2 separate regions of the Homo sapiens genome follow, and region 2 is linked to region 1. Evidence: chromatin contacts called from ENCODE Hi-C or POLR2A ChIA-PET data. All regions are on one chromosome and are shown on one strand. Each heading gives the region's core, a stretch centred on a gene start or an enhancer-like site at or near the end of the contact. The rest is flanking DNA. Distances are from core to core; before and after follow the strand shown.

Region 1 (7,814 bases), core at 2,998-5,497:
GCAACCAGCTGGGGGCATTTCGGTATAATCAATCTGAACACTTTGAAATGGTCTCAGCCCTGGATTCCTTCCTCCAAGGGGCAATTTCCTTAGAATCTGCTTATTAGTCTTTTTTACGTATTAAACAACTATCTATAACTTGTTTGGCCAGGGTGTAAATTCCTATATACCCATAAACCTGGAGAACTGCATCATACATTGCTTGGGGTCCCCATTGGGTCCCCTGATGTAATTGAGACGAGATCTCCCTCGTGAGAGGTATTGACAACATCTCCCTTTGATCTGATAATATCCATTTCCCTTCTGTGTTCTCTTTAGCTCCTATTCTTATTAACTTCTCTTTTTCAATGGAAGCGAAAATGGGGGTTGCAGTAGGAGAAGGAAGGCATGGAGTTAAATGAAAAACAGGCATTTCAGAAGAAACGGCAGCTTGCTTTGCTATCTGATCTGCGAGATTATTTCCCCGACTTGTGAAAGACAAGTCCCTCTGATGCCCTGGGACATGTACAATAGCTATCTCTTCTGGCAATTGGAGATTATAGAGGACACAAGCAATTAGTTCTCTATGAACTAAATCTTGGCCTCTACTATTGGTAAGACTCCTCTCCATCCAAATTTTTCCAAATGTGTGTGCCACCCCAAAGGCATACTTAGAGTCAGTATAGATAGTTCTTTCTTGGTTTTGTAAATGTTCTAAAGCTTGGCTGAGTGCAAACAGTTCACATGTCTGGGCAGACCAATTATTAGGCAGTCTTCCTGATTCTACTTCTTCAAGCGTTTCTCCATCAATCACTGAATACCCATGATGTCTTTTCCCTTCAATTACGCAGGAGGAGCCATCTATGAATAAGTGCCCCCCTCTCTTGAAGGGAGTTTCTCCTAAGTCTGGTCGAACTTTTGTATGGTAATCAATCAGATCTAAACATGCGTGCTCTCTTTTTAAGTTTGGATCCCCTATCAGAAAGGCTTCTGGATTAAGTGAATTTTCAGTAGTTAATATTAAATCATCTTTTTCCAGTAGGATAGCCTCATATTTTAAAATCCTTGAGTCAGTGATCCACCTTCCTGCTTTCTGACTTAAAATAGTTCTAACTTGGTGGGGTGTGCTTACTGTTAACTTTCCTCCAAAGGTTAAATTCCTACTTTCTTCAACTAATACTGCTGTAGCCGTGATGGATTGGATACATTGGGGCCACTCAAAAGTGACTGGGTCTAAGACCTTTAACAAGAAGGCCACGGGCTGTCAATTGCCTCCATGCCCTTAGGTAAGAACTCCTAGAGCTACCTCATTATTTACGTTAACAAAAACTCTAGGGAGTGTAGAGCTAGAATAGGGGCAGTTATGAGCATCTCTTTTAATTCCTCAATTTGCTGGATTTCCTCAGAAGTCCACAAGAGACAATCAGGTTTGCACTGGGCAAGTTTCTCATATAGAAGTTTACTTTTTAATGCAAATGTGTCAATCCATAAACAGCAATATCTAATTAGTCCTAAAAATTTCCTGAGTTCTTGTTTATTTTGAGGCAGGGGTAGAGAAACAATTCCCTCCACTCTTTCAAGGCCTATTCTTCATTTACCAGCACTGATTAGGTGACCTAAGTATTTAACTTCAGGTTCTACATACTGAAGTTTCCCTTTTGAGACCCACAACCCCTCACATTGCAAGTGATTGAGAATATGTGTAGAGAAGTCACTTACTTCCTTTATATCTTTACCAGATATAAGAAGATCATCTACGTACTGAAGCAGGCATATTTGCTTAGGGACTGTGACTTTCTCTAGTACTTGTTCTGGGATCTGACCAAAGAGGGAGGTTGGGGGAGTCTGTGAACCCCTGGGGCAAGACTGTCCATCAATATTGTTGTCTCAGCCCTGAGTGGGGGTCTTCCCACTCAAAAACAAATATATCTCAGCTATCCTTAGCCAAGGGCATGCCAGATTAAATCCGTCAATGTAAACAACTGATGATTGTATAGAATTTTGCTAAGAATGGTGTAAGGGTTAGGAACAATGGGGTGAGTGGTCTGGACTACTTGATTAATAGCTCTAAGGTCTTGCACTAATCAATAGGACCCATCTGATTTCTTGACAGGCATGATTGGGGTATTGTAAGGAGACATACAGGGTTCAAGAAGCCCATCTTTAATGAGACCCTTAATTACAGGCTTTAGCCCTACTCTGCCCTCTAAAGGAATGGGGTACTGCTTTCTCCTTACTATTTCCCCAGGATTTTTTAGTTTGATATGTATTGGAGAGATTTGGAGTTTCCCTCTATTTCCTTCCTTTGACCAGACATCAGGATGAATATATTTCTCATTTACAGCAGTGAGTAAATGTAGTGAAGTGAGGAATCCTTTAGGGCCCACTCGAAGGCCTGTACCTAGCCTTACCATTAAGTCCCTTCCTAATAGATTAGTTCCCACTTCAGGAATTAATAAAAATTGAATATGAGTAAATCAATCTTGATATCTGACTTCTGTGCTTTCTAAAAATTTTTGCCTTAAATCCTTCTCCTTTTACCCCGCTGACTAAAACTTCTTCCGAAGAGCAGGTAAGACCAGGTGGAGGGAAACAAACAGAGGAGTGTGAAGCTCCTGAATCAACTAAAAAGGTGATAAATTCATGTTTAGGTCCTACCTCCAAATTTATCAAGGGCTCCTGGTGGGACTCAAAATAAAAGAGGCAGAGCCCCTGACTCCCCTATTGTTCTTCGGAAGTCATGAGTGTAAAAATTTCTCTCTCTCTCTTTATTTCAGGACATTCCCTCTTGAAGTGGCCTGTTCTTCCACATCTGTAGCCTCTATCTTGTCCTTCTTCCGTCTCAGTCTTAGCATTCTCAGCCCTTGCTCCCCTATACCACTTAGGGGGCTTATTAAATGAGGACCTTGACCCTCCAGATGGAGGCTTCAGTCCTCTAAAGGAGGGTTTAGGCCCCTTATAATCTCTGGCCCCTTGAAAGCCCTGCTTAGAGATATATGGATTTGGAGCCATCTGTTGGAAGGCAGAAAACATGAGTTTTGTCTTTTGTTTTTGTTTTTGTTTTCCTCATCTCTTCTCACATATACTTTTTGAGCCTCCCTGAGCAGTTCACTCAGAGGCTGGTCCTCCCAACTTTCTATCTTTCGTAATTTTCTTGAAATGTTTGGCCAACTTTTAGTAACAAAGTGAGGTTTTAACATTCCTCGTCCAAGGGGGTTTTCCAAATCAAGGCCTGCATATTGTCTCATTTGCTCCCTCAATCTGTTTAAGAATCTAGCAGGTCCCTCATCTTTTTCCTGTTGAATATCAAATGCTTTAGAAAGATTTTGAGTTCGGGGTACTGATTCTCGAATTCCTTTTATTATCATCTTCCTTAGGTCCTTCACGTTTTCCCAGTGATTTGCATTGTTATTGTCCCACTGGGGGTCTCGGGTGGGAAATTTATGGTCTGCAGGAGGAACATTTTGACCAGAAGGGTGCTCACATTCCCAAACCACCATAGCAGCCCTCCGAATCGTACTTCGTTCTTCCCCTGAAAAGAGGACACCCAAAATGGACATCAACTCAGCCCAGTGTATATCTGAGGCCCTAGAAATTGATCAATTTGATCTGCTACTCCATAAGGGTCATCCAATAATGGCTTAAGCTCCTTTTTTAAATTCTGGACTTCTGAACTGGTCAAGGGAGAGTTTACAAAGCCAATAGCCACCCCCTGTCCTTGTGGTACCACCCTTAGAGGAAAGAAAGTTGGATCTGGCTCTTTAGGTGTGGAGGGAAATGGAAAGTTTCGAATATCTTTTTTACATTGCTCTATTTCACATTGAAGCCCCTTTAAAGAGGGATACTTAATAGTTTTGTTGAGGAGGGGGGCAGGCTCACAAGATGGTAATTCTGCAAAGTGAGGATTATAGGCAGGAGGAGCAATATGAGTATATGAGTATAGAAACCACAGGTCGGGGAGGGATCTGCAGCAGCAGCTGGGGGAATGGAACACGGGCAAGTGACACAGGTGAGGGAGTGGCCTGAAACAGCTGGGCAGTAACCCGAAACCGCAGCCAGAGGGACGGAATCGGGAACAACTGGAAGAGTGACACAAGCAGGGGAGGGACCTGAAATGGAAACGGGAGCTGGAGGGGCGGGACTGGGGGGCAACCAGAAGAATGATGCAAACAGGGGAGGGACCTGAAACGGAAATGGGAACCAGAGGGGCGGGATCGGGGCGGCCAGAAGAGTGACGCAAGCAGGGGAGGGACCTGAAACGGGAACCGGAGGGGCGGGATTGGGGGCAGCTGGAAGAGTGACACAAGCAGGGGAGGGACCTGAAACAGGAACTGGAGGAGTGGGATGGGGGCACTGAATGGAGGAAGGTGATCTAGAGGGTCCCACGTGTTAGTGGGTGTGGGTTGTCTAGACATGGGAACTCTTTCCCTGCCAGAGGGGTTGGCTTCTGGCTTTCTCCCTCCGGAGTCTAAAGGGTAAAGGAGGATAGGTCCCTGCCACCAATAGAGGGTGTAATCAATTTCTTCCTGGGAAACAGGGCTCTTATCATTAACATGCTCAATTAAGAGCTGACAAATCCGCTCCTCATTTGACCCAAATTTTGGCCAGAAAAGTGAGGGTTTCAGGATGGGTTCTCGAGCCCAAATAAAACAAAAATATTTTATCATCTGCTGTTTTCGTTTATACTTGGTCCTCTCATTATCTTTCCAATACTTTAGCATAAGCCCCAAGGGGCTATCAGAAGGAATTTCATTGCTCTCTTGACTCTTTAGTTTTCCTGTCTTACATGAAACATTCCCCATCTTAGGGGTTATGGGGGGCTCTAACCTCTCCTGTTAGAGGTGTCTACCCCCCTCTTTCTAGAGGCTCAATGAGGCTTTAAGAGGGGGTTCAACCTGTTGTGTTGGAGGTGTCTTACCTCCCCCTTTCTGGAGGCTTAGCCTCTCCCGTTAAGGGTTTCCTGCATATCCTATAGCTCACCCCTCTGGAGGCTCCTTGTACCCTTCTTTCTCTTTGTCTACTGTGACTCTTCCTGCCCCTAGTCGATAGATGGCAACACGAAACCGCAGAGAAGACTCACTCACTCCACACAACCATAATGCTTAGCCCCATTCACACACTGTCAAACTCCAAATTATCCTGACCACCAAGGAAATACTTTGTCACCTTTGTGAAGTCTCCTACCTTTTTCCATGCACAAGAATTACCTGGTCCTCTTATTGCCACGGTCTTGCAAGCCTCTCCTCCCTGCTTTGCTGAGAACCCAGATTTATTCATCACAATGGGTGGGCCCTGACCCCCCTCACCCTCTGGCCACCATAACAAGACAGTGGGACCCCTGGGTGAGGTGACCAAAGACCCCCTTCCCAAAGGAGAGTATTTGAGCCCCAGAATTTGGGCACCAGAATTGTTGAGAATAATGCCCAAAATCCTAAGGAAATTGAACACTCAAACAAAGGATTCTTAACCAAGCAATTTTACTTTTGCGCAGAGGGGTGCTTCTCCTTGGCCGGTCACCATGAGAGCACACCTGAACAAAGGGGCATGAGAGCCTTTATTCCTAATGCAAGTCCTGACCCTGTACCCTTTCCCCATTGGCCGGGGTCGGGCCCTACAATCTAAACTAGTCCCAATTGGCTAAACATTTGAACCTTTTTTAGATAAGGTGGGCATATAAGGGAGACAGGGGAAAGGAGTAGGGGTGTCTGCAGTGAGCTAGAGAGCTAGTCTTCTTTCCAAATAAGGAAAGGAATGTGAGCTGGTACTGATAACGCCCGGTACTGTGGTGTTTCTGGGTATGTAACAAAGGCAGAAAGGAAGAAAAAAGAAAAAGAAAAAATGGGTGGGGGGTACCATGAATTAAAGAATAAAGGATTGATCAGGCTATTTGAAAAGAAACCTCATCATATTCCCACACCTAAAAAGCTATAGAGGGCTGGTGGTGTCATTTACTAAAATGGAGGAGACAAGAGACTCTTCTGATTTGGAATCTAGAGAATTTAGTGGTTTGGGGTGAGTGGTGAGTTTAGGTTTGTACACATTGAGTTCACAGTGAATGTGCGGCTTTTGCAGAGATATTTGGTGGGCAGTTGAGTTATCAGGACAAGTAGTACAGTTGAAGGAGAGTACAGAGAATGATAAGAGGAACCAGAGTAAGAAGGACTCTTTAGGGATATTACTATGTAAAAAAATACAGAAAGGAAGCTGAGAAAGAGCAGTCTCAAAAGTAGAAGGAAAAATAGTAGGATGGGGTAATGGAAGTTGACAGAGGAAAGAATTCCAAGACAAAAAGACCACAGGGACACAAGTAAGGCAAGCACTGAAAAGTATCCATTGGATTGCACAATTGTGATATAATAAGTAGGTTTGAAATTAATCTTCTTCTCTCTGTCAGAGCCTGGAGGCTCAGACATTTAAAGGTGTTTTTGCCCAATGGCCCCTTCTGAATTTCTTCTGGGCTGCAAAGAAATCCCATCCGCATATCTCATTTATTAATTTCCTGTTCTAAAGAAATTTTAGAATATAAAGCCTTTGCAATTGAATACTTGTATCTTAAATTCTGGAAACTAACCTTCCAAACTGCTTTTTTGATTTTCCTCACTGAGGCTAAAAGTATAATAGAATTTATATTTTGTTCAGAATATACAATGAGATAATACTTGAATAATAGATTGGAGCCCATATTCCCTTAGCAATTCATAATAAGTATCATGTTTCAGGCTTTGAAAGTATTTTTTTTTTTTTTTATTTTTTGAGATGGAGTCTCGTTCTGTCACCCGAGCTGGAGTGCAGTGGCACAATCTTGGCTCACTGCAAACTCTGCCTCCCAGGTTCAAGCGATTCTCCTGCCTCAGCCACCTGAGTAGCTTGGATTACAGGCTTCTGCCAACATGCCCGGCTAAATTTTATATTTGTAGTGGAGACGGGGTTTCACTTTGTTGGCCAGGCTGGTCTCAAACTCCTGACCTCAGGTGATCCTCCCTCCTCAGCTTCCCAAAGTGCTGAGATTACAAGCGTGAGCCACCACACCCGGCCCGAAAGTCTTAAGCGAAGAAACCATATCATCTTTGTTTAACTCAATATTCCCCAGTTATTTAAGCCTATAAATTGTTTTTACAAATAATAATTAACAAGCCCGGATGTAACTGTTCCTTGGCACATCCTTTGAAAAATGTTTCTGTCCTATTGCTGCTATAACACCCCCTGCCAAAAAAAAAAAGGAAAGAAGAAATATGTCTCTGAAGGCATCACTGAAAAAGCAAGAGCAAAGAAGGGACAGAGGTAATCTTTAGGATGGTATCTTCACCTCTAGTGAGTGATATGAAGACATTGTGTTAACGCCAGGAAGGAGTAATGAGTGTCTGAACTCAAACAGTCTGAGTCTTAGTACAAAGGAGGGGACGAAATGGGATTGATTCGGTTGAGAGAAGAAGTGAAGCTGGGAGAGAAAGAAGATTGGAAGATGACAACAAAGGCTTCAGGTTTGGGCAACTATGCATATGACGGGAAGCTTGGAAGAGAAAGTCTTGAAGATGACTAATGTTTCTGAGAAGAAAAAAATAGAAATAATGCATGGCTTTGTGTAAGTTGAGGAGTCATATTATGTGGGTGGAATCGAGAGGAAATGCAGCATTTTTTGGAAAAGGAAACGTTGAGAATAATTTAACCATAACTAGGATTGCTGGGAAACCATTGTCCTGTTTGATGAGTGTATATTTCTTTTTTTTTTTTTTTTTTGAGATGGAGTCTTGCGCTGTCACCCAGGCTGGAGTGCAGTGGTGTGATCTCGGCTCACTGCAAACTCTGCCTCTGGGTTCACGCCATTCTCCTGCCTC
Region 2 (7,814 bases), core at 2,937-5,436, 620 kb before region 1:
GCTTGGTTTTCAGGCTTCAGACTATCCTTAGCTCGAAGGTTGAGTTTCACCAGGGACCCATCCCTGTCTGCCTAAAAATTTACCTGCCTCCTATCACTATCAATCTCCTGTATGATGACTCTACAAGTAAGTGGATAAGGCAAAAGCCTTTCTAAACAGGTGATGGGTATTCATCTTTCTGCCACAAGATATCACTATGTTTAGTCTCTGGACCTACCTACTTACTCTTTTTTTATTTTGTTTTGTTTTTTTGAATACAGAGTCTTGCTTTCTCACCGAGGCTGGAGTGCAGTGGTATGATCTCGGCTCACTGCAACCTCTGCCTCCTGGGTTCAAGCGATTCTTCTGCCTCAGCCTCCCGAGTTGCTGGGAATACAGGTGTGTGCCACCACGCCTGGCTAATTTTTAGTAGAGACGGGGTTTCACCATGTTGGCCAGGTTGGTCTTGAACTCCTGACCTCAGGTGATCCCTCCCAATGTGCTGGGATTCCAGGCATGAGCCACTGTGCCCGGCCGCTACCTATTCTTTATTCCTTCCAGGTACTACTCAGTGTTAATCAGTTTCACTGTACACTGGTTATCAACTTGAGTCCAGTGATATACAACACCCATGCACACAATTTATACTTAATGGAACCCCATGATTGTTACTGGAGTATTTAGCATTACATATTACCCCTTTTATAATAGCTATACAAAAATTACCCATGAGTGAATGAGCTGAAGCAGGTTTATTGCTTATGGATAGGCAGCAAGGAGCAACAGAAGCCTAGGATTTATTGTGAGCTGGTCCCCCAAGGGTCAAGAAAGCTGCCCAGGGCAGACAGGGTCTCAACTGTGTGTACTCCACTTGAACCACAGCCGAGAAATCCCAGAAAGCAGCCCTCTCTGGGTTATATCCTCAGGGGCCACAAGACTTGCTGGGCTAAAATGTTGGAGGACATGTCGCTTCTAGGGGAAAAAGAAACAAAGTCCAGGCTGTTCCAGCCAGTTCCTCCCCTATCTCAGGATACTGCATTCCAAGCATATTCTATAGTTATTCTTTTTTTTTTTTTTTGAGGTGGAGTTTCGCTCTTGTTGCCCAGGCTGGAGTACAATGGCACGATCTTGGCTCACGGCAACCTCTGCCTCCCAGATTCAAACAATTCTTCTGCCTCAGCCTCCCAAGTAGCTGGGATTACAGGCATGTACCACCACGCCCGGTTAATTTTGTATTTTTTTTTTAGTTGAGACAGGGTTTCTCCATGTTGGTCAGGCTGTTCTCAAACTCCCAACCTCAGGTGATAACGCCCGCCTCAGCCTCCCAAAGTGCTGGGATTACAAGGTGTGAGCCACCGCGCCTGGCTCTTCAGTTATTCTTGAAAACCACGGCCAGGCGCAATGGTTCGTGCCTGTAATCCCAGCACTTTGGGAGGCTGAGTTGGATCACTTTAGGTCAGGAGTTGGAGATCAGCCTGGCTAACATGGTGAAACCCTGTCCCTACTAAAAATACAAAAACTAGCCATGTATGTTGGTATGCATCTGTAGTCCCAGCTACTCGGGAGGCTGAGGCAGGAAAATCACTTGAACCCAGGAGGCAGAGTTTGCAGTGAGCCGACATTGTGCTACTGCATTCCAGCCTGGGCAACAGAGTGAGACTCTGTCTGAAAAAAAAATAGTAATAATAATTAAACCACAAGCATGAAAAGAAGAACTGGGTTGGGGTCTGAGGCCACCCAGAGAATTGTTCTCCACCCCAGCTCAAAACTTGGTCTTATTGTTGTTTCATCATGATGGATGTCTTCGTTGCTCCTCACAAACCCACTCACTTTTGGAATACCCACTTCTCTCTCTGGAATGTCCACTTCACAGAGATACCATGGCTATTCTTCCCTTTCTGTCAGTTCTGGCTTGCCATTCATTCCCACCCAACTGCAACATACCAGCTAGTAGCTGTTTTTCTCAAACCACACTCATGGACTACATCTCAAAAATAACTCCATTCTCTGAAGTATAGAACAAAGAAGGTCCAAATGGCCTCACTCCCAAGGCTGAAAGTTGTTCTGTAAGCTCAGCTAGGACTCTCAGGCAGGGGCCTCAGTTCTCCATATGGGCTTGCGAAGGGAAAATAAAACTTGGGGCCCCAAAAATCACTAAGCTAAAGAGAAGACTGAAGCTAGGAACTGCTTAGGGCAAACCTGCCTCCCACTGTATTCAAAGTCATTCCTCAGCTCGCTGAGATACACATCTGACTGCTTCCTTTGAAAAGGCTAATCAAACTCAAAAGAATGCAACCGTTTGCCTCTTATCTACCTATGACCTGGAAACCCACTCCCCTCTTTGAGTTGTTCTGCCTTTGCCTCGAGTCTGCCTTTGCGTCAAATTGTCACGCCTTTCTGGAAAAAACCAATGTTCATCTTACATATATTGATTGATGTCTCCCTAAAATGTATAAAAGTAAGTTGTACTGGGACCACCTTGGGCACATGTAGTCAGGACCTCCTGAGGCTGTGTTATGGGTGTGCATCCTTACCTTTGGCAAAATAAACTTCCTAAACTGACTGAGGCCTAACTCAGATATTCAGGGTTTACAGGCTTCTTGGGCTTCCTCATGGTGGCAGCTGAAGTCTAAGCAGGAGCCTTCAAAGAGTTCAGAATTGCATAATGCCAGGGCAGTTCAAAGAAAAACATTGTTTGGTAAAAGTGCTTAACCTATACACCAAAGGAAAATTTATAGCTGATGTTGTTTTTTTGTTGTTTGTCTGGTTTGAGACAAAATCTCGCTGTGTCACCCAGGCTAGAGTGCAGTGGTGGCATCTCAGCTCACTCCAACCTCCATCTCCTGGGTTCAAGCGATTCTCCTGCCTCAGCCACTCAGGTAGCTGGGATTACAGGCGTGCACCACCACACACGGCTAATTTTTATATTTTTAGTAGAGATGGGGTTTCATCATGTTGGCCAGACTAGTCTCGAACTCCTGACCTCAAGCAATCTGCCTCCCTCGGCCTCCCAAAGGGCTGGGATTACAGGTGTGAGCCACCGCGCTGGCCTGTACCTAGTTTTGAATCATGCGTTTCTACAAAGCAGCCTGAGGAAAGCATGCCAAACAAACCTCCACCCTGAAAAGGAGAAGATGGCCCTAGGATGGGTTAATAATCAAGGGCCATGAGGAAAGGATAACCTAAGGTGGAGTCCTAAAGGCCTAAAAAGGTGGGATCAGTTTAATGTATACAGTCTTTTTTTTTTTTTTTTTTTTTTGAGACAGAGTCTGGCCATCACCTAGGCTGGAGTGCAGTGGCTCGATCTCGGCTCATTGCAACCTCCGCTTCCCAGGTTCAAGCGATTCTCATGCCTCAGCCTCTTGAGTAGCTAGGACTACAGGCGCCCGCCACCACGCCCGGCTAATTTTTATATGTATTTTTAGTAGGGACGGAGTTTCACCATGTTAGCCAGGCTGGTCTTGAACTCCTGACATAGTGATCCGCCCACCTTGGCCTCCCAACGTGCTGGGATTACAGGCGTGAGCCACTGCGCCCGGCGGATGATCCATTTTTACAGATGGGAGGCATGTACTATCTTAAGCGTGAGAGACAGGCTACTAGAAAGGCCAAGACCATGGATTTCAACAAGTGGGGAAAAGTCCCAAAGGCGCAGATGGTTATAAAGGCCCTCCTGGGATAAGATACTTTGGCTGTAGACGCTGTAGAAAGTACTGGCCCCAGGAAGGAAAAATGGAAAAGCTGGCTGCAGGGTCTGGGGATATCCTAAGAGAACTTTCTGCGGCTGTAGGCTTTGGGAAAAGGGCCCTGAGGGCTGAGGGACAGGGCTGGGTCTGTCATCTAGTGACATCCGCACCCACCGAAGCTCCGCTGGGCTGCACCGCCAACTCTGGTCCTCTAGAGAGCTGCGAGGATGGGGATCAAACACTCAGTGGGGCCGGGCAGGCTGTCTGTGTCCGCAGCCCGCTCAACACGACGCCGGCATATCGCAGCGAACAGGAGAGGAGACGTCGCAGTCCCAGTAGTCTGTCTCCGCGTTTCTTGGCTGCCTGGTCCCGGCCCTGGTGCAGGGGGAAGACGATTACTTGGGATCTTGGGTCGGGACTCGGAGGGGCAAGGTAGAAAGGCAAAGGGGGCCGGTACTAACGGTGCGATTTGAGACTGTTCTACCTGAGTGACAGCGGACGCTCGCGCACGCGCGGAAAGACTTGGATGCCGCCCTCCCTGCGGCGCCCGAGGACCTCACGTGACCCCGAGGTCCTCACGTGACCCCCCACCAGCCAGCGAAGCGGGGTGGTCAGCGCCTCCGCAACGCATGTGGGTCAGCTGGCTGACGGGACCAGGATCTTCCCGGCGGCTCAGTGCAGTCGCTGAGCTAACGCCACAGTCTGGAAGTTGCCTGTTTCGTCAGAGCTGGGGAGATACTTGGGCAGGAAAGAGGAACTGAGGCCCAAGCGGCCGCGGGACTCCTTTAGGGCGGGACCTGCTGGTGTCCACCCGCCCCACTTAGTAATAGGTTTCCACGCCGGCCTGGGACCTTCTGGAGCGGTGACCTCAGAGGCGCGGCCATGGAGGTACCAGTGCAGGTGTCACCAGCCTCTGGGCGGTCCCTAAGGATTTTTTTTTTTTTTTGAGATGGAGTTTCGCTCTGTCGCCCAGGCTGGAGTGCAGTGGCGCGATCTCGTCTCACTGCAACACCCTCCTCCTGGGTTCAAGCGATGCTCCTACCCCAGCCTCCCGAGTAGCTGGGACCACACGAGCGCGCCACCACGCCCGACCAATTCAAGGGGAGCACTTCAACAATGACCATGTTGTAAGCTTCCGGGAGCGCAGATTCCGTGTGTTGGCGGCACCGGTGTGGAGTGTGTTCTACTCCCGCAGGTGTGAGCCTTCAGATGGGGAACGTGCGCTGGAAATTTCTGAGGAATGCTTGAACCAGGCCGGCTTTGGGCTGAAATTGAAAAAATTAGAAGTGCAGGTGTATCCTGGTTCTTTTCAGTGTATCGAAGTCGGGCTGTTGCAACCTTCGTTTTTGCACTTTAACGTTAGCTCTTCAGGGTATTAAATTTAGGGCTTTTGTGCTGTCAGAGGCAGATGGCCAAACGTACCGAACATTCTGCAAAGGTGAAATGAATTTTCTTAACTGCCCTGAAGTGTCTCAACTGCCAGGCCCTTGCGGGCCTTTGTTCCGTAACGTTCTCAGCTAAGAAAGATTACACGATCAATGGATTTGGGCAGGGTAATTGCTAAGTTTCTTCTTTCAAGTTATACTTTGATGTAAAGACTCCATTTCAATGCTACAAAACTCTTAATTTCAGCTTATTTGAAACATTCTACGAGCTCTACTCCCAGATGTTTTCTTGGTTTTGAGGGACACAGTGAGGATGAAGGGAACATGATATTCATGGTGGTAAAGGCAAAAATGTTGTTTACTCCACACACAAGACGAATTTTCCCTATACTAGAAGACAATTGAGTATTTTCCTAATAAGGTGTACAATATCGAGCTTCCAAGTCTACTTAGGAGACAAGGTGATGAGAGATTATGATAAGAGCAACAAGTCATAAACATAATGGTGACTGAATTATCTATAATCACCAAAGACTCAATGACTCATATCCCATGCTATCTCAAAGACATTTCACCCAGTTTTTCCCTCCATTGGTTCAAAATAAGATCACTGTCTTCTCCCTGACATGCTTTTTTTTTTTTTTTTTTTTTTTTTTTTTTGAGACTGTCGCTCTGTCGCCCAGGCTGGAGTGCAGTGGCTGCAAGCTCCACCGCTCCACCTCCCGGGTTCACGCCATTCTCCTGCCTCAGCCTCCCGAGTAGCTGGGACTACAGGCGCCCACCACTACGCCTGGCTAATTTTTTTGTATTTTTAGTAGAGACGGGGTTTCACCGTGTTAGCCAGGATGGTCTTGATCTCCTGACCTCGTGATCTGCCCACCTCGGCCTCCCAAAGTACTGGGATTACAGGCGTGAGCCACCGGGCCTGGCCTTTTTTCTTTTTTTTAAATTTAGATGGGGTCTCACTCTGTTACCCAGGCTGGAGTGCAGTGACCTGATCTTGGCTCACTGCAGCCTCCACCTCTCACCTCACCCTCCTGAGTAGATGGGACTACAGGCACAGGCCATCACGCCTTGGTATAGCATGATTTTTAAATTTGACTTCTAGGACACCCATTTTCTTGGTTTTCCCCTACTTCTGTTTCTGCTCCTGATTCTCAGTGGTTTTTGCTAATTCTCTCTTCTCACCACCTTTTAATTTGGAGTGTCCCCAAGTGTAATTCATGGTCCTCTTCTGTATCTAACCCTCACTTTCTTGGTGATCTTACCATGTCTCATGGGTTTAAATTTTATCTGCCATTCATCTCTGGTTATACATTTCTCAAATGCCATACTTTTACATCCAACTGCCCTCTTTTTTTTCTTTTCTTTTCTTTTTTTTTTTTTGAGACGGAGTCTCGCTCTGTCGCCCAGGCTGGAGTGCAGTGGCATGATCTCGGCTCACTGCAACCTCCACGTCCTGGGTTCATGCCATTCTCCTGCCTCAGCCTCCTGAGTTGCTGGGACTACAGGCACCTGCCACCATGCCTGGCTAATTTTTTGTATTTTTAGTAGAGACGGGGTTTCACCGTGTTAGCCAGGATGGTCTCGATCTCCTGACCTCGTGATCCGCCCGCCTCGGCCTCCCAAAGTGCTGGGATTATAGGCGTGAGCCACCACGCCTGGCCCCAACTGCCTTCTTGACATCTCTACACAGATGTCCAATAAACATCTGAAAATTGATGTGTCAATACTGAACTCATGATCTTCCTCTCTACACCTACTCCACCATGGCCTTTCCCATTATAAATGGCAGCAATTCCATCCTTTTAGTTGTTTATGCCAAAGCCTGCTTTCTTCCATTCCTCCAGTCATCAGGACGTCATGTTGACTCTACCTTCAAAACATGTCCCAAATCTGACCTTTTCTCAACCACCTCCACAGTGAACACCTTAGTTAGCTGTATTGTCATTGCAGGAGCCCCCTAACAGCTGTCTCTGCCTCTATCCTACTCCCCTCCCTGCCCCAGCCTCCCAGTGTCAATGCAGCAGCCGGAGTGACTGTTTTAAAAGCTAAGTCAGATCACATCACTCTTCTGCGGAAAACACTATCATGGCTTCTGGTTTCATTCAGAGTAAAAGCCAAAATCCTTAGAATAGCCTTCAAGGCCTGAAATGACCTGAATTCTGTTAGTCATGGTTCTAGCAGGAAACAGCTGGCATGTTCAAATTAGGATAGTTTAAGGAGAATTTTTAAAAGGGGTTATTTTAAAAGGTGTGAGTAGAGGAAAAGGAATGATTGTTCAACAACCTTGGGTCTAGTAACAGCGGGGCCTTTATAGCATCCCTACGCTGGAAGGGGCAAGGAACTGAGTGGTACCAGATCCCCAAAACAGAGAGGACTGAGGCGATAGCCACCTGTCAGGAGTTGAACCCTTCAGTGGGATGCAGCCAGCCAGTGAGCATCTTGCTTAGAGAGAGCAAGAGCGATGAATACCCAGATCCGACTCTCCTCACTCGCTCTCTTTTGTAGGTGCCCTGTTAGGAGATCCAACAGAAAGCCAGATGGCAAGGGTGTAGTCCCTAGAGGGCACCCTCCTGGGCTCACAGCAGGATGGAAGAAGGTAAAGGGTGGTCTGGAGGGCCACATATGGGATACCGAGCACCCTCTCTAAGCTCAGCCTGACCCTCCCCTTCCATTCATTCCCTCAAACCACACTGGCCTTGTTATCCTACAAGATCCCCATGCTTCTCTCTTAGGGCCTGTTTTAGCTACCCCCTCTGCC

What was found. A loop is a pair of places that touch in the nucleus more often than their neighbours do. ChIA-PET counts read pairs that join two places held with the same protein, here RNA polymerase II (POLR2A). Pooled maps may share reads with other maps.
Region 2: a loop to region 1 is called in a pooled map, with 4 times the contacts of the local background. The contact joins the promoter of LINC02851 here to the enhancer-like site in region 1. A Hi-C loop is called at or near these places in 2 of 50 pooled maps. POLR2A ChIA-PET finds 5 or more read pairs at or near these places in 2 of 52 experiments (HEK293 and PC-9).

The regions. Positions count from the first base shown.
Region 1 is chr9:6,076,789-6,084,602 of GRCh38, reverse strand. No RefSeq gene overlaps it. Among named protein-coding and RNA genes, the nearest start is that of RANBP6, 65 kb to the right of the region's middle. Within about 2 kb of position 4,247, at least 20 of the 41 ENCODE cell types and tissues checked have a DNase peak (open chromatin) inside an H3K27ac peak, as active enhancers do.
Region 2 is chr9:6,700,679-6,708,492 of GRCh38, reverse strand. LINC02851 (long intergenic non-protein coding RNA 2851) reads right to left here and starts at 4,186. Exons shown (of 3, transcript NR_184134.1): 1 at 4,150-4,186; 2 at 3,840-4,040; 3 at 713-951. RefSeq lists a silencer at 984-1,198 and enhancers at 3,905-4,034, 4,085-4,174.